Regions from separate parts of the Mus musculus genome. Here region 1 is linked to region 2. The links are chromatin loops, found by intact Hi-C in ENCODE. Cell type or tissue: left cerebral cortex. All regions are shown on one strand. Links, peaks and the distances in the headings refer to the core of each region. The heading gives the core; the rest is flanking DNA. Region 1 holds the start of Grhl1 (grainyhead like transcription factor 1). Region 2 has its middle 20 kb from the start of Klf11.

The links. A loop is a pair of places that touch in the nucleus more often than their neighbours do. Peaks named below come from ENCODE experiments on the same cell type or tissue, not always from the same donor. Only the 100,000 strongest peaks of a DNase experiment are listed, where the experiment ranks them.
Region 1: a loop joins it to region 2, with 7 times the contacts of the local background. A loop is called at or near these places in 1 of 42 quality-filtered maps.

The regions. Positions count from the first base shown.
Region 1 is chr12:24,570,448-24,579,940 of GRCm38, forward strand. Grhl1 (grainyhead like transcription factor 1) reads left to right here and starts at 1,840. Exons shown (of 16, transcript NM_001161406.1): 1 at 1,840-2,011; 2 at 5,467-5,653; 3 at 7,573-7,643. The coding sequence starts at 1,992. In left cerebral cortex, for the core only: no CTCF peak of the experiment used is centred there; DNase peaks (open chromatin) are centred at 2,458, 4,625 and 5,242; H3K4me3 peaks cover 1,654 bases; H3K27ac peaks cover 1,156 bases.
Region 2 is chr12:24,626,233-24,635,725 of GRCm38, forward strand. No RefSeq gene overlaps it. Among named protein-coding and RNA genes, the nearest start is that of Klf11, 20 kb to the right of the region's middle. In left cerebral cortex, for the core only: CTCF peaks have their summits at 4,160 and 5,045 (motif pointing right); a DNase peak (open chromatin) is centred at 4,179.

The DNA.
Region 1 (9,493 bases), core at 2,189-7,188, 55 kb before region 2:
TGGCCTCCCAGCTCACCTGACTGCCCTCTCTGCTCTCCTGGCTCTTCTCCCTCTGAGCCTTTGATGTTGGAGGCTCCAGGACCCAGGGGCTCCTCCCTGCCTTAGGGCTTCAGCCATTTCAAGGCTTTGAATTCTTCCCTCAGGATGATCTTGCCCAGAGGTCAATTTTTGGTCCAGATCTCCCACTGGAACTCCAGTCTAGTATCCATCTGCGTGACTCATGTACTCAGAAGGAAAATGAATTTTAAACTTAGCACATCCTAAACAGGACCCTTGCCCACTTATAAACTGCTATGTCTGCTGTCCCTCGCCATCTCAGAGGCAGCAGTCACTCTATCCAGCTGCTCAGCTGAAACCTCTGGTCGTTCTGAACAAGAATGACTTTGGTTGCTGTTGTCAAAGTTTCACTTTGGGCCTGGCCTGGAACTGGAGAGCCTCCTGCCTCAACTCCTGAGTCCTGGGATTGTCTGCACACCATCTGTCAGAGGTGCTCTCTAACCTGCCCTTTGGGTCTCAGAGAATCCTGTTCGTTTGAACACAGAGGCATCTAGAATTCAAACCCTTCTCAGTGTCCCATCACCCCGGGTCATGCTTCTGGCTACTATTTATCTTTTGCTTGTCTCTTTTGAAATTGCCTCCTGCTGATTCCCTACCATTCAGTGACCAGATTATTTGAAAACACGAGTGAAGTCTGTCTATGCCCTACCGCAAGTCCTTCAAAGCTTCCTCACTTAAGGCCTTACAGAAACCCGCGGGGCTCTACAGTTTGCACCAGTGCCCAGTTACTCTCTGGCCACACTGCTTTCCTAGCTCCTCAGTGGACACACTCGTGTCTCCTCTATCACGGTCTATAGCTGTGCCTTCACCCTTATGCCCACCCCCTCGCCATCTACATCTTTAAACCCAGAGAGCTCCACTCTACTTTCCCCATCCACCTGCAAAGAGTGCCATCTCTCTCCGCACACCAAAGGAGTCACCGTGACTCTCAAAGTAGGACGCTCTAGGAGGCAGGAAAATTTGCCTGCTCTGTCTCTGCCTTGTCCTCTCTGTCTAGGTCCCTGTCTCTACTGTTGTAGGCCTGAGGCTGAGGTTAAAGAAACCGACCCATAGGAAAATGGTTTAAAAAGGGGTTAGGATATGGGAGGAAAAAGTGGAAGCCAATCTGGAGCTGGCCAAACAGAAAGACCACACAGGTAGTAGGTAGGGGTTGAGGATGCTAAAGTCCAAATATAGCGCTGGGCAGATGAAGAGCCAAGCAAGTTCAGATGCCCTCAGGAGGCTGGTGGGGACCTCTGGGGCTTGGGAAGGTGTCTTAGAGTGATGCTTTTGACACTTGATAGGTGCCCAATAAACAGGGACCGCTGGCCGGGGAAACGTGGGTTATTAAGAGGCTGTGCAGATTGGCGACTGTCACATGGTGGGCACTGAGAGATGAACCAGAAGGAAACCTCCAAACCTGCACAGCTGCAAAGAAATTCCCTAGGTATTTCCCAGGCAGAGGCCTTGGGGCCGGAGAACTGACCGCGAGAGAGAACTGGAAGGTGAAACGCGCCCACGCGGGTGTGCGCCGAAGCCTCTCGGCGCCGGCGGCACTACCGGCCGGCGCCACCGGGGCCAGCCGCGCGCAAGCTCCCCAGCGCCGCTGAGCACCGCCGAGCACCGCGTGGCCCCCGCCCTCCGGTCCGCCCCCAGGCTCCTCCCCAGAGCTCCATCTCACCAATCAGGAGGAGCTCCCTCCTCCCAGTTCCAGAAGCTCCGCCTTGGGCCGGAGCTCCGCCAGCCAATGGGAGGCCGAGCCCAGCGCCCAGTGCGCGCAGCCCGCGCCGAGCCGGCTCAGAGCGAGAAAAGCGAACCCAACCCGTCGGGGCCGCCGCTCCGGACCCACCGCCTGCCGCCGCGCGCCGCCCGCCGCCGCCTCCTCCCCCCGGATCGGGTGTACTGTCCCAACCCGAAAGTCCAGTTCTGCGGCCCGGCAGCGGCGAGCGAGCGCGATGACACAGGAGTACGACAAGTGAGTGAGGCGCGGGCGCGAGTCCGGCCAGGGCCCGGGGGCCACCGCACCTGCCGCGGCGACGGCGCGGGTTCCGGGAGCTGGGAGGACAGGCTGGGTGGGGCGAGGCTAGGGGGTGGGGGGGGACACTCGGCCTGTCGTCTAAGGGCTCCCGGGCTCCCGGGCCCCGCGCTCATGGACCGGTGGGGACGGGTGGACCCTGGGCAGCCTCCTGTCACCTGCGGAGCTGCCGGAGCGAGAGATCTAGGGGAAGGTTGAAGTGTCCGCTGCCCGCGCGTTTTCTTCACTCCGGCTGCTGTGTGAGAAATCTGCTGTGGGTGTTCTTGGGCCCTTGCATCACCGATGGTAATTACAGAAGACTATTTTTGCCGTTTGGGAATATCAAGAGGAAGAAACTGCACGCAGGGTGATAAAGTTAGAGACCACTGTCGAATCGGGATTGCTTTTTAGAGTTTGGGACATAAGAAAGCAGCGAGAAATGTTCAGTGATGATGTAAGATGTGATCAGACGTTGGCAGGACTTGTGTGGGGGCAGTTCTCGATTTTACTCGCAACTTTTCTATAAATATGAAGATGTTCTGAAAGATCAAGTCTGTCTTATCTCGGCTCAGTAAATCTGGAGTGAAGAATTGGTTTCATAGTTAACTTGTTAAGGGTGGATTTTTCTCATGCTTGTTTTCTGATGAAGGTTAGCTGAGTGTGGAATCAGTAAGAGATTAATCTTGTCTTGTAGAAAATGAAGTTCAGGTAGTGCTCGGCTTTCCTTTTAGAATCCTGACCTATAACTCTTGAAGGTCTGAGGCTCATTTGAAAACACCCATGAACCTTCAGGGCCGGAGCAACAACTTGCTCTTCTTGAAGAAGTGGGCTGCAATTGTTCATGTGTTTATTTCTCTACTTACTGACTAGGCAAAAGTCCCAGTGCCAGCCTCTTGGCCTTAGGCATACTTTGGAAATATAAAATGCCTTCAGGGTAATTGCAGACATAAAGCCACTTGGAAAATATTTATTTTCTGATGCTTGTACCAATGTTGGATGGGATGGGAGAAGGGAAGCTTGAAAAACTAGCATTACGACTGTTGAGCGAGCCAACTGCTGTCAGAGTCTTCTGGAAGTGGCTATTAGACTATTAATAATAGCTCAGCAGTACACCAGAGACTCTCACCACGGAACCGGAACCGCCATCTCTATCGGCCTCAGGACCCAAAGGCTTGCTTGCGGGGAATGCTAGGTTGTGTATTGCTTTCTTCGGATAAAACTTGAGATTTATAAAGATAAGCCTTCTTGATTCTTTTTATGTTTCAAAATAATAAGCTGCTTCCAGATGTAAGCCCTCAGACTCGTCTTTTTTCCTCCCCTTTTCAAAGATGTCCTTTTTTTTCTTCTTCTAAACCTATATCTGTTTTTGAAGGATTTGGGTGACTGCCAAGCCCTAACCTTTGTTGATTACTTGAGAAGATAATCAGACTTTCTCCACTCACTTTTAGAAAAGGTAGGTCACCTCCAGGCCATTTACATATTTCATTCGTGTGTTGCAACGAGACCTGGGCCAGGACAGCCATAATTCAGATAAGTTCCAGACACCTCCGTTCTTGTTCCCTCACACACACAAAAGTACTGCCTCGTCTTGCTGAAGTCAATGTTCCGTTTTTTCTTTCTATTGACTTATTAAACAGTACCGGCTGGACAGTTGTTGAGACTGTTGACATTTCCAGGTTCTGGAATCAGTAGACTTTGCTTGGATTATTTAAATTAAACCTTCTGTAAAGCGCCACTAAATTCACCATTCGTTTTCTGGATTTTTCCCACAAACTGCGCTGTTAATGTGAAATGGTCCTTGCCTGGTGTGAAAAACTAATAAAGATTGTATTTATTTTGGGGGGAAGGGAGCACTGGAGATTAAGCCCAGGAAGCCCCCTCACCCAGAGCAGAGAAGTCACGTGCACAACACCTTAGCCAGGCCCTCTAATCCTAAAGCCTAGTAAAGGTTTTTTACATTTTATTTATTTTATTTTATGAGTTGGTGTTGGCACTCCCTTCACCCTCCCAACATATTCTCCCTCCCTCCCTCTCCCTCCCTCTCCCTCTCTCCCTCTCTCTCTCTCTCTCTCTCTCTCTCTCTCTCTCTCTCTCTCTCTCACACACACACACACACACACACACACACACACACACACACACACATCAGAGGACAACTTGTAGCAAGGCCTTTCTATCAACCATGTGGGTTTTAAAAATTTAACTCAGATACCTTTATCAGCTGAACTATCTTACCAGCCAATGAAGACTTTTAAGTGATTAATTTGCTCTCTCTGTGTGTGTGTGTGTGTGTCTTTAAGAATCAGAGAACAACTTGAAGGGATCTGTTCTCTTCTTCCACTATGTAGGTCCCAGGGATGGACCCTCAGGCCATCAGACTCATGAGCAAGTGCCTTTACCTCTGAGCCATCTTCCCTGGGCCCATGTAAAGATTTTAAAATCCTAACTGTCCACTGTTTTTCTTAAAGGCCGATTTTCATCCTGTGCCTTCGTCTGTTGTAGGCTGAGTGTTTATCTCTAAGATGAGCAGTTCACTCCCATGCCAGAAGATTAGGCGGCTTTACTGATTTATAGGCCCCGTTGGCTACATTCCAGTCTCCTTCTGCTGGTAACAGAAGTCTTCTAACTTTCTCATATACCCTGAAGGATTAAGTGAAATCTCCCTTTTGCTTTCCGTCCCTTCCTCCTGCCCCTGTTTCTCGGAAGGAGCTGTTTAAAGACATGGCCCTGGCTGGGGAAGGGGGAAGTCACATGTCGCAGCCTGCTTGAGTGTGATTAAACTGTATCCATGCCTCGCTGTATCCCGTATGTGCTGTTATAAATATGTAAATAGCCCCGTGTCTTCTTGGGACTAGTTTTGGATTTTGACAGGTAGTATTATCTCAGTGTTTCTGACGGGGGGGGGGGGGGGGGGGGGCTTCCTTCTGCCTTGCCTTCTGAGCCTGTCTTCATCTGACTTACTAAAGCTAAGGCTACTGATGTAGCTATCGTGACACAGGGTGATTTAAAATACGCCTTTAGAAAAAGTGTTTTGTAAACCAAATCTGAATTTTCTGAATGTTTTTGTATTTATTCCAAAATTATCTTTAAGAGGAGTGTGGACGCCATTTCACTAACTTTATTGCGTTTCCTTCAGACAGACCTTCAGAAGCTGTTGGTATTTAATTGACTCTGATACAGGAGATGGAGCCCAGTGCTTTGCTCATGCTAAGCAGTTGCTCTGGCACAGGGCCGTGTGTCCTATTTTAGAGGAATGTCAAAGAACTGTTTATTTAGCTTGGTTTTGGGTGTTGGTTTTTGTTGTTTTGGTTTTTTTTTTTTTTTTTTTTGGTTTTATGGGTTTTGTTTTTATACAGCTTCTAAGCTGTCTGGCTGTAGGAAGTATGGATTTAACTTTTTAATTTCTTCCTCTGAAGCAAAAGGCCCGTGCTGGTACTTCAGAATGAAGCCCTCTACCCACAGCGGCGCTCCTATACCAGTGAGGATGAAGCCTGGAAGTCGTTCCTGGAAAACCCTCTCACTGCGGCAACCAAAGCGATGATGAGCATCAACGGAGACGAAGACAGCGCGGCTGCGCTGGGCCTGCTCTATGACTACTACAAGGTAGGCTGCGGGCTCTTTACAGCTGCGAACGCCATGCTCAGACGCACCTGATTCAGCAGCCTATAAAACAGTCATTTGCTGGTGGAATGTCAGGATGCTTGCTTCTCTAGTGACTATAAATAGTTTAACGAGTCCCCCGGCTTTTGGTGGTTCAAAGCTGAGCATCTACGATCATAGAATCAAAGGGTGGTTTTTAAACAGCTGCTCTGGCCCTCGCTGAAGGAGACGCTGCTAATAAAAGGAGGTAGTAGCCTGTCTCCCCCAGTTTGAGTATTTTAACAGACTTGGTTTCGGGTGTCATGGGAAGGGTTGTTGCTGACTGACCTGTGCTCTCCCCTTCTGAGTGATCAGTGTGACCGCCTTTTCTGTAGCTGCTTTTACAAAGCCTTGGGAGCCGCTGGGGGAAACACACACTTTTGCAATTCTGGGACCTGGTTCTAAGATCAGAATACATTTTCTTTTTTCTAAAGATTTATTTTATTTATATGAGTACACTGTTGCTGTCTTCAGACACACACCTGAAGAGGGCATCAGATCCCGTTACAGATGGTTGTGAGTCACCATGTGGCTGCTGGGAATTGAACTCAGGACCTTTGGAAGAGCAGTCAGTGCTCTTAACCACTGAGCCATCTCTCCAGCCCGCAGAATACATTTTCTTGCCTGTTGCTAGACAGCTGAATTAGCCTTCACTCTCAAGTGCACCATGTGTGGGTTTTTTATACCGTTCTGCCTGATGGTTCTTAATGGAATTCTAGTAATTCAGTTGCCACTCACTGGTGACCTGTATCATACTGGGCATAGGATGTAAGGCCAGCCTGTGTGTCACTTTTGACTCTCAAGCCCAGCGGCTCGGATGCATTCAGTTAGGGTTTCAGCCACAGACCAGTGCTGGGGTGTGGCCTGCGTTCACCTTCTCTTTGGCGTTGTCCAGCAGCAGACGCCCAGGGATGGCCATTTGAACTGGTTGGTCCTAGGCATCAGTTGTTATTACTTGATAACTAGCAGTGCTTTAAACAGATTGCTAGTCAATCCAAGAGTACTTGGTGTTATCTTTTTTAACAAAGGTCTATGTAATTTTAGTTATGTGTATGCATATGAGGATGTATAGGCACGTTTCTGTACATGAGTACAGAAACTGGAAGAAGTTGGATTCCCTGGAGCTAGAGTTGTGAGCTGCCTACTGTGAGTGTCAGGTCCCAAACTCCTGTGCAAGGGCATTGTGCACTCTTAACCAATGAGCCATCTTTATTTTGTTGTTAATGGTGAAATATGAAAGAATTCTTGCATGGCAAAACACTGTACACATCTCAGCAATACGTGTGTGCCTGTTTGGACCATGTCTCAGCTGGGTTAATGTCACGGTGTACCAGTGTCATTTTTCCAGCTTTTCAGCTCTGGGGCAAAGAAAAGGGGAGTCAGACAAGGAGTGGAATGGAGCCAGAGAGATGGCCCAGCATTTAGGAGCATTGGCTGCTCTTTCAGAGGACCCTGGTTCAGTTCCCAGCACCCACATGGTGACTCAAAGCCATCTCTAACTGCAGTTCCAGGGTATCCGATGCATTCTTCTGACCCTGGGCACCATTCACACATGTGGTATACAGACATAGGTACAGGCCAAACATTCATACATGAAAAAACCAAAATACATACCTTAAATTTTAAAGAAGAAAGAAATCTTTACTCCCACTATAAAGTAAGTTTGTGATCCCACAAGTCTATTTGGCAGTTGCTCTTTACCGGTTGCTGTGGTGATCAGACTGTTGGCTCCTTGAGGGCAGATGTTGCCCAGGGCTCAGCAGGTAGTCAGGAGATGAGTGAACCAAAGAGCATCCTGAGAAATGAAAGGTTTCTTCTTCAGGTGAAGAAGGCTTCTCCCCTGAATAAGGACTGAGTCCCTCTCATTGATGTTGACACTTTAGGTCCCCAGAGAGCGCCGGTCATCAGCCGTAAAGCCCGAGGGAGAGCACCCAGAGCCAGAGCACAGCAAAAGGTGAGTGCTCCCTACAGCAGCACAGCAGCAGACAGGTGATGACAAGTGAAGAGGCAGGGCTTTGCCAAGCAGACCCGGGAAGCTCCTGGTGGGTGAGACCGTAGAGGGACCTCTGTCACCTCAGGGTCAGATTCTGTTGCTGATTTGCCTCTGAGAAGTTATGTTTATTTAGTCTGTGTTCCCCTTCCCAGAAAACATGAGCACCAACCTCTACTGGTCCGGAGGGAGGTTTTAATAAAAGCCTGGAGTGTTTGCTCATCTGCATTGAGACCCTCTAACAGGAGATGAGACCAGGGATGTATCTTCAAAACAAAACAAAACAAAACAAAACCACCTGGGTGTGGTGGCACATGCCTGTAACCGCAGCACCTGGGAGGTAGAAGCAGGAGGCTCAGGAGTTCTAGCCTGGACTCTTGGGGGAGCCTGTTGGAGACAAAGCAAGGCTTGGCGTGCAGCTTGATGACGGAGCAGTTGCCCGTGCGAAGCAGGGTGCTAGGTTCAATCCCAGATCTGCAAAAAACAAGAGAAGTGAAGTGCCAGGGGCTCTGGAATAGTTGTCTTAGTTAAAAACTCAAGGAATTAATGTCTGAACTCCTCTTGAAGGCGCCTTTTAAATATTTAGGTCACAGCTTTCATACATTAATTAAGACTCAACCGTATGGCTGTGAAATGTTTTTAAAAGGCACATTTTACACTCATTTTATTTGTGAGCATAAATCTGTTTGTGCATACCAAGGTGCACATGCAATAGTCAGAGAATCGCTTACAGGAAGGTCCCCCTTGCCACTAAGTGGCTTCCAGGCATGGAACACAAGTCGTCAGTCTTGGGGGCAAGCACCTTTACCCACTGAACCATCTCGCCAGCCCCAAATTGACCCATGTCCTATTAGTAATGAAGACTAAAACAGCCAGGCATGGTAGCCTGTACCTGTAATCCGAGGGAGTCTGAAGCAGGAGTTCAAGGCCAGCCTGAGCTATGTAGCTAGACTCCGTCTTGGGTTGGGGAGAATGACAGAAACTGACGTAAGGAGTGAGTGACGATTCATATTCCACATTCCGGACAATCATCTCTTTACTGTGGTTGTAGTCAATTGCAGATAGTTTTTGGAAGTATGCATCTATTCCACTTAATTTGTTTCATAAATATTTTCCATATTGTTATTTAAATCTTAATAATTATTTTTGGCCCGTGGCTTATAGATTTTATCTATTTCTTTACTTTTTATTATGAATCTTCTCAAGCACAAAAAATAGGAGAAATGGTAGACACCAGCATATATGCATTGCCAGGCTCAACAGCTGTACCGTTGAAATTTTTCTCTCTTTCTTTTTTTTTTCTTTTTGGTTTTCGAGACAGGGTTTCTCTGTGTAGCCCTGACTGTCCTGGAACTCACTCTGTAGACCAGGCTGGCCTCGAACTCAGAAATCCACCTGCCTCTGCCTCCCAAGTGCTGGGATTAAAGGCATGCGCCACCATGCCCGGCTTTTTCTCTCTTTCTTAACAGTCAAATTATTTCATATTTTATTTTATGTCCTTTTGCTGGAGTGTCCTGAAACAGACTCAAAATGTACTTATTTTTGCAGCCATGTCTAGTCTTTTACAATGACAGAGCCTCAGTGAAACCTTTGGTTCTTTGTCCCAAGTTGTCCTGGTTGTCCTGGGGCTTCGAGTCCTCCTGACTCAGCTTCCTGACATTTTCATTAGGATCAATCAGAAGGAGTGGATTTACAGTTCAGGGTTTGAATAAGTTTTGCTGATCTTGAGATGGGTAAAACCACCATTGTTTTGTTCCTTTATGTTCCTTCGGTTTGTAATATTTCAGGGGCCTTTAGAAACACAGTCGAGGACC
Region 2 (9,493 bases), core at 1,783-6,782:
CCCCATGCTCTCCCAAGACCCCATTCATCCTTGTACCAGAATCTTCTATGTCATGGCAGCGTAAGAGGGCTGGGCTTTCTCTTTTAGATTCCAAAAGGTACTTTGGAAGATCCTGGCTTAAGTATTTGTCAACCTCAGGAAACTCAGCCAAGGTGGGAGCAACCAGTCACTGAGGGCTTGCCATCATGTGGTATAACCATGGCCCCTGAGATGAGGGCACCTTGGCCTGGTGAGGCAGACGTGATACGAGAGGACAGGAGGCCTCCTGGTCTACTTTCCTTTCTGTTGCTGTGATTAAACAACAACAACAAACAAACAAAACCACTCTGACCAAAAGCCACTTGGAAGCGGAAAGGCTTCGTTTCATCTGCCAGGTCACAGTCCATCCCTGAGGGAAGCCAAGGTAGAAACTGAAGCCAGAGCTTGACAGAACCGGTGCATAAATACTGTTGCTGGCTCACCCACAGGCTCATGCTTAGCTAGCTTGTTATACAGCCCAGGACCACCCTGAGTGGGCTGGGCTCTCTTGCATTAGTATGTCACAAACATACACAAAGACCAAACAGTTGGCTTAAGATTCTCTTCTCAAACAACTCTAGGCTGTGCTAAGTGGACAACTAAAGGTAACTAGAATACCTTATAACTAGGTCATAAGGTGGGTCACCCAGTGACCTGTTTCCAACTTAGCATATGGACATACCACCACAGGCCCCTGGCCACAGCCTGTTTTGACAGTCCCAGCTGGGCCTGAGGGATAGAGGAAGCATTTGTATCTTCTATCTGCATCTCTGAGAGCCTCTGCCTCCAGGTAAGGAGTACTGGAGCTTAGCTGAAGTTCTGGGAGGCTGCACACCCATCAGAACCCTGTCCAGGCAGCCAGATCCTCTGTTCTGCCTCCCAGAACACAGCAGCTACCTCAACATGTTCCCCACTAGCACAGTCAGCCTGGAGGAGCCCCATCCAGGCAGGGAGAAAGAGGGGCCCTCCACCACACATGGGCCAGCCTGCCTGTCGGTCCAGAGACCAGCTAACCTGCCAGGGCTAGCTACACCTTTCCCAGTAGCTGACAGCCAGGCCAGGAGGTAGCCTCTAAGTGTCTGGGCCAACTGGCTAGTGGCTGCCCTTATCCATACTGGCCTCGGTGCACAGCTGGAAGACACACAACCTTTCTCCTACTTCCAGCTCTGGCCTCCAGATGACTCCAGGCCTCTGAAGTTTGCAGATATCACATGTTCCTGGCACAGAGCCCCCCCCCCCCAATTCCTGCTGGCAGGCTGTACTCGAGAGCAGAGCACAGCAGGCAAGGTCCACTTGCAGGGCAAGAGTGACCTGCAGGGCTGGGCAGTGTCTGAGCCAGGCATATATCCTACCTGCAAGGGACCTCAGAAGCCCTCCGCTCTAAGCTCTACCCTAACACAGCTGCTTTCTACCCCTAGGCAGTCTTGAGGTGAGAGAAAAGCTCTGTCCAGATGTTACTAGCCAGGGCCTCAGGCTAATGACACTGTATTTGTGGCTCTGTCCTCACTGCAGGACCCACCTGAGACTCTAGACTCTAGTCTCTGCTTAGGCACCAAAGCAACTGTCCCCTACTCGTGCCTTCATCAGCAAGGGCTTCTGGTGGGGACAGAAATACGTCATTTCTTTCTTTTTTTTTAAAGAAGGTCATCGGTAGAAACCAGTCCATACATGGCTAGGAGATGACTCTGTTAGTAAAGCATTTGCTTCACAACCAGGAGGGCCTAGATTGGGATCCCCAGCACCCACGGAAAAAATGGCTGCAGGTGTGCACATCTGTAATCCCAGGACTAGGAGGTTGGAGACAGGAGGGTCCCTAGCACGCACTGACCAGACAGTCTAGCTAAATTGATGAGCTTCAGGTGCAGTGAGAGACCCTACCTCAAAACAACAACAAGACAACTGGAGAGATGGCTCAGTGGGGAAAGGTCCTTGCTGCACAAGCCTAGCTACCTGAGCTCAACCACAGAACTCTGCAAAGGTGGCAGGAGAGAACGAAGTGTTAAAATATTCCTCTGACCTCCACATGTGCACCATACCATGCACACACACACACACACACACACACACACACACACTGAGAATCATAATAAACTAAAAGTAATAAAATCATTTTAAAATGTAAATGAGTTAGAGAAGAATTAAGGAAGATAACTTCAACCTCTAGTCTCCACTCACGTGCAATTTCAAAGTACCTCCCCACTAAATACTTACAATTTCATTTTCACTATAAAAAACAACAACAACAACAAAAAAACAAAAACAAAAAAAAAAACCTCACTTTGCAGTAGAGATATCTAGAAGAGGTGCCTGATGTCAGGGGCCAAAATGAACATTGGGTCAAAAGAAAAACCAACCTAAGACCATCCCATCTGTGATCCAGCCAAACTGAATATACCAATCACCAAAGCAATACATGTTGTTAAAGGCAAAGATTTATATGCAAGAGAGCTGAACCTGCAGGTGAGAGAGACCCTGCTCCTCCTCTCAGAGTGTAATTAGCATACGGGGCTGTTGATAGGGTAAGGAGGCAAGGTGGTCTGAGGCTTAGAGGTAGGTGGTGAGCAGGATGTGGGTCCTGGCTAGTTTTATGTCAACTTGACACAAGACACAACCTAGAGTAATTGGAGAGGAGGGCCTCAATTGAGAAAATGTTCCTATAAGGTCAGACTGCATGCAAGCCTGTAGGGCATTTTTTTTTTCTTTTTTTTTTTTAATTTATTTTTTTAATTAGGTATTTTCTTCATTTACATTTCAAATGCTACCCCAAAAGTCTCCCAGACCCTCCCTCCCCAACTCCCCTACCCACCCACTCCCACTTCTCGGCCCTGGCGTCCCCCCCCCCCCCACACACCGACTGAGGCATATAAAGTTTGTAAGACCAAGGGGCCTCTCTTCCCAGTGATGGCCGACTAGGCCATCTTCTGATACATATACAGCTAGAGACATGAGCTCTGGGGTACTGGTTAGTTCATATTGTTGTTCCACCTATAGGGTTGCAGACCCCTTTAGCTCCTTGGGTACTTTCTCTAGCTCCTCCATTGGGGGCAGGCGTTTTCTTAAATAGTGATTGATGTGGGAGGGCCCAGTCTATTGTGGGTGGGGCCATCCCTGCACTAGTAGTCCTGGGTTCTATAAGAAAGTATACTGAACAAACCATGAGGAACAAGCCAGTAAGTATCTCCTACCTCCAGGTTCCTGCCCTGTTTGGGTTTCTATCCTGACTTCCTTCAGTGATGGATTTGGAAGTGTAAGTCAAATAAACCCTTTCTCCCCAACTTGCTTTTAGTCTTGGTGTACTAGCTCGACACAGGGTCTGTTCTCCATAGTCATGTCCGCTATGGTATGAATGGCTAAGCCAGAATATGAGTTTCAGGCTCACACTTGCAGGAACCCCCATCCTAGACTGATATCTGTCCCAAGCTAACCTCCCTGTGAGGATGAGAGACCCAGGCTAGGCTGTGGAAAGGAAGGCTGGAAGGAAACCTTATTGAGGACTTGTCATCCACAGGGACCCCCAGGAGTGTGATCACCCCCTTCAGAGAGCCAGTGACTCAAAATCAGACCAGCTGAGGGATACATAGACCAGGGTGTAGACCTTCCTCAACCTCTCAGGACACCACCATGTTGGGAATTGGTTCTTAATTCGGCTTCCAAAGCTGCTTCCAAACCTGAGGGTCCCTGACCCCAGCTGGCTTCTATAAGAAAGAATTGTTGGACAGCCCATGGCTGGGCAGAAAGATGGAGGCGGGACTTTTAGATTAGGCAGGCAAGGAACAGAGAAAAGAAGAAGAGAATCACCAAGATGGGGAAGCAGAAACTTAAAGGCTCACCGGCATGAGAGAATCTGGGAAAGTGGCCTAGGGACCACGCCTCCTATTTGGTCTGAGGTAACAGAGATGAAATATAGATCTTAAAAGATGTTAAATCAGGAATACTAGACGGAGTGTTTGCTAGCCACGGGGGAAATTTACAAGTGCCCAACCATTGAGCTAGCCAAAGCATATAAAATTAACTGGTGTGTGTGTGTGTGTGTGTCTGTCTGTCTGTCTGTCTGTCTGTCTTTCATTTGAGAAACCAGAGAGCTCTCTGCCAGGAGCACTAGGAGCTAAAGCAATTTGACTAATTCACCACTACACCACCAGGTGGCCATGCCACTGGAGTTTAAACAATGTCCCCATGGGACAGGAACAATGTCTCATCTATAACCAGAGTCAGCAGTTTCCTTGTAAGGCCACTGTGGGCACCCAGCTAGTTGATGTGAGGGAGTTCAAGAGGAATCTTTCTTATAGAACACACCCCGGGATGGGCACACACACCTCTGAGAGACCTGCTTCTACAGGCTGTAATACCCCCACACAATTGATACCTGCTTCCTCTTTCCTCCCACAGTAAGCTGCTCCACAGATAGCCCCCCCATGACTGCACCTATCATTCATAATCGAACACACACACACGCACCAATGCTGAATTTGAATGGAGTTTGTGTGTATTTACTTAAGTGCTAGGAATTGAGCCCAGGGCTGGGGTGTGACAGGTGGAGGCCTACCCCTGACCTACGTCCCTTGCCCAGGGCTGGGGTGTGATAGGTAGGGGTCTACCCCTGACCTACGCCCCTTGCCCAGGGCTGAGGTGTGACAGGTGGGGGGTCTACCCCTGACCTACGCCCCTTGCCCAGGGCTGGGGTGTGACAGGTGGGGGTCTACCCCTGACCTACGTCCCTTGCTCTGTATTTACTTTTTAGTTTGACACAGGAACTCAACAAGTTGTGCAGACTGGCCTCAAACTTGGGATCTTCTGCTTCTGCCTTCCTCACTGTAAGATGTTCAGTTTTGAGGGGGCAGCATCTCTGCCTCCTGAGCCTGAAGAATTCTCTTGGACTTTTAGGGACCTTGCCTAACTCTGGTATTTGTGGACTATTGGGGATTTTTAAATCATTTTATTTTATTTTATTTTTATTTTATTTTATTTTACATGTATGGGTATTTTGCCTGCACATCTGTGTACCATGTGTGTGTCTAATGCATGCAGAGGCCAGAAGAGGGCATCAGGTTGTCTGGAACTGGAACGGGCAGTTGTGAGGCGCCATGTAGGTACTGGGACTAAAACCTGGATCTTATGGAAGAGCAGCTGGTGCTTTTAAACAATGAGCCAGCCCTGGGTTTGTGACGTTGACACAGAAAAGAATCTCAGGACTAGCTGGTTTATGATAGAGGGGGGTTGATGATTTTGTTGAAGATATTTTGAGGGTTAAGAGGAAGAAAGTCACTCAAAAAGAAAGGCACACATGGGTGGGATTTTGTGCTTCCTAGAGAGTAGGGAAAGCAAGACAGGAGAATGGGCTCCTTCAAGACAGACTACATGTCAAAGGTTGCTAAGATAGCCTTTCCCCTTTCTCTTTCTACCAGATAGATAAGTGAGGTGATTCTGCAGATGGCTTAGATGGAATTATAATCTGATAACATAAAGCCAGGACCCACTAGGGTTGCACAAGCACAGAGGTCCTTTCTATGAAACGGGGATTTCTGGCAAGATTCCTAGAAAATACCAGGTTTGCAACTGGGAAGGGAGACAGCCATGAAGCAGCTGAGTTGTGCAGGAATTCTACGTCTACTGACAAAGGCTTCAACTGGATTCCAGAGTGAGGGGCTTCTCTTGCCCTTTCAGTGTCTCCAAGCTCCTCCCTACCTTCATGTCCTGCCTCTGGATTGCTGCTTTACTCTGGAGGTTTTGTTGGTTTCTTTTTTTTTTTTTTTTTTTTTTTTTTTGATTTTTTTGAGACAGGGTTTCTCTGTATAGTCCTGGCTGACCTGGAACTCACTCTGTAGACCAGGCTGGCCTCGAACTCAGAAATCCACCTGCCTCTGCCTCCCGAGTGCTGGGATTAAAGGCGTGCGCCACCACGCCCGGCTTTGTTGGTTTCTTTATTTCCTTTTGTGGCTCTGATCTCAGCCTGCCTTTGGGTCTGCCTGTAGGTAAAGGGCTTTGTATTCAGAACAGCACAAGCCTGGGTTGGGGCTTCTCTCAAGCCTCTTGTTTCCTTGGTGACATCCTCAGAGGTTGTTAGGATGAAGGGGACAATACAGTGACATACTGTAAATGCCACACACAGGCTCTTGTGAGCAGCTGAACAGAACTGAGATGAATGTGGTGTCCCAGTTCTCCTTGTAGACCTCACTGTTTAGAAGGGTGTGTGTGTGTGTGTGTGTGTGTGTGAGAGAGACAACAAATGTGTCAACCTTCTTAACACAAGTGGTGGACTCCTGTGACATTAGACATTAAAATCTTCTTTCAAACAACCCCATAGTTTAAAAATATACATGACAAAACCGACTGTCAATCATGTCACCGTTTTATTGGTGAGGTCAGCACAGTCAGACACCAGGGAAATGCAAATTCATGTCCCAGTGAGAAGCGCCCTCTCCCCTCCAGGACAGTAATAAGGAGGCAGAACTGTAGGAGGCAGAAAGGTGAGAGACAGAGCCACAGAGATGCCATTGCTACTGAGAAGCAACATGGTGGAACCGCTTTGAAAAGCCAGTGTGCTGAACAAAACCCAAAACTACACAGGAGAGTGTGTAGACTGTGTGTCTGTGTCCCTGGGAACTTCTGTAGTGGCAAAAGGCAGATCAATGGGTGGGAAAGCCACGAACTGGAAGAGAAAGGAACTGGCTGCAAAGTGACACAGACAATGTGACAAATGGGCCTTGACCCCACCTTCACCTGCTGGGCAGTTGAGGGGCCCCTCCTTTAAGTCTTTCATGCTCTGGACTTCTGATCCTCATTCCCACTTCCTGTCTTTTTAAGATGGAGTTTCATGTAACCCAGGCTAGCCTCAAACTTCCTGAACTCCTGATCCCCTAACCCAGTGGTTCTCAGCCTTCCCGATGCTGCAACCCTTTAATACAGTTCCTCACGTTGTGGTTAACCCCTCCCCCAACCATAAAATGATTTTTGTTGCTACTTCATAATTGTAATATAAGCATCTGATAATGTGACCCCTTTGGGGTCGAGAGCCACAGGTTTAGAACCATTGCTCTAGCTTCTTCCTCCCACTCATAGGGGTCACAGGTGTGTCCCCCAGGTTGCTCGTGGCCCTCTGCTCCTTCCTACTCCCCCAAGGCTCCTCACATGCAAGCACACCCCTTTGTCTTCTTTTCCTCCTGTAATGTTCAACTCAGACCTGGCTAGGAAATGGGGTTCTAACCCTAGGGACCAGTAGTATGGAGTGGTCTCCCGTCTGCCTCAGACACCTCTCCCTGTTCAGCCCACTGTCAGATCACTGTAGACTCTGTCTCCACCCTGGACAGTGCCCTCTGGGAAGGCAGCCAGAGCTGTCAGTCTGCGGGACCCTAGGCCCCGCTCAGGCCTTCTGGACATTACTGAAATGAATAGCCGAGGACCTTGGCCACTATCTGCAGAATCAGGGTCATTTAACTCTTCCACACTGTCTAAATGGGACGATACACAAATGGGGAAATCTTAGGGATAAATGCTCACACCAAGGCCATGTTTAGTCAGGACCACTAGGCTGTCTGGAGTCCCCTCAAAACTCTTTAGAAAGTAGAGAAGCTGCCTGAAGCCACCTGAGCTGTTCTATCCCCATTTCTGCCACTCTAGAAAAGGAGCCTGACTCTGCAGGCCACCTCTTCCAACACACTGTTGCTGGGGTAACCACCCTGGGTGTGTCCCTCTTCCGGGGGAAGTAGTGGCCAGGCCCACCCATTAGGCTAGGAGGGGTTTTCCCAGGAAGAAGCAAGGCCCTCAGAGTGATGTCCTATGTAATCAAGAGTCCCACCTGTCTCCACCCAGGGGAAAGCACCAGCCAAGATACCCTGGTCCCTCCCTTCCTTCCCAAGACAGTACTTTGTAAACCAGAGCCAGGAAGCCAGGCAGCTGGGGAACTTGAATGGCCTCCAACCTGTGCTTTGACATAGCTAAATGGGAAAGTGTGGTTAAGTCCCAACGGAGCTCTAGGGCCTGACTGGAGGCAGTATGCTCTGGAAGGTAACCTGAGACCTAGCTGAGGGGACCCACCCAGCCACCCACCCAGAGTGTTAACTGAGTGGTACCATTTCCTGTAGCAGGGTTCCTGTATGACTCTGTCTCCCACCACTGTCAAGGTCTCCACAGGTCCCTGTGTGCCCAAATGACTGACACATCCACCCATGTCAACCAGCTGGCTCCTTCTTATCAGGCCGAAAACACTAAGCGGCTCCCTCTGGTTCCTCACAAGCTATTTTCAGCACAAAGGTACAGCTAAGCAAAAAATTAAAATAATAAAATAGTCCATGGATACTTTGGCAGCCTGTAAGGGCAGTATTAGTGAAGATACCATCTCGATTCTGAAAATAACTTAGCTAGAGAAGCGTTTGAGCAAACAGGATTCACAATGTCTCTAAGGAGTAGGGAGTCTATAGAGCAAGGGAGCAATGAGCTTGGGCCTGGACAAGAGCCCTGGGGATGCAGAGTGGCCTGAAGGATTCATACACATAAGACTATGATTAAGAAAATTCTGAACAAAACCACATAAATAGATGTGCGTGTGTATGTGAGCCTATGTTTGCATGTGCCTGTGTGTTTTTTGCAAGTAGAAAACACCTGGCACCTGTGGTCTGTCCCAGGGGAACACAAGGACCTGGCGTCTGTGCCACTCGTGAGGTGAAGCCCTGGTCCCTATGCTGTGACTTCAGGAGCAGAGACTGTGGGAATGGGGGACTGTGAGGGTGGGGTCTTGAAAGACTCAGGAATGCAGGTCTTCCTCAGAACAGCCAGTCAGCTGCTGTTCTTACCATGCAAGAAGCTCAACCTGCAGTCCAACTGGGGCTCCCCAAGCCCCACATGCTGCTCTCAGCCTGTCTTAAGTTAGGGCTTCATTGCTGTGAACAGACACCATGACCAAGGCAACTCTTATAAGGACATCATTTAATTGGGGCTGGCTTACCAGTTCAGAGGTTCAGTCCATTATCATTAAAGTGGGAACATGGCAGCATCCAGACAGGCATGGTGCAGGAGGAACTGAGAGTTCTACGTCTTCATCTGAAGGCTGCTAGTGGAATAATGGCTTCCAAGCAGCTAGGACGAGGGTCTTACAGCCCATACCCTCAGTGACACACCTACTTCAACAGGGCCACACCTTCTAATCGTGCCACTCCCTGAGCTGAGAATATACAAACCATCATACAGCCCTATTCATGGTGGCTTTTGGCAGGACCTTAGACTAACTGAGACTCTTGGGACAGAAAAGGGAGGCTCCATTCAAGAAGTGAGAGAGTCAGCAGCTAGGGTAGAGCGTAGAGAGAGGAGAAACCTTCTTTTAATGTAATTTTGTATATTTTTGTTTTCAGTTAAGAGGACAAACTGCTTTTATTCTCTGTAATCATTCAAATTATTTTATTCAGTGACTCAATTACATTTTCAATTGTGTCAACTATAAAAATACTGGAAGGATTTGAGGGTTTGGGAGTGGGTGGGGATG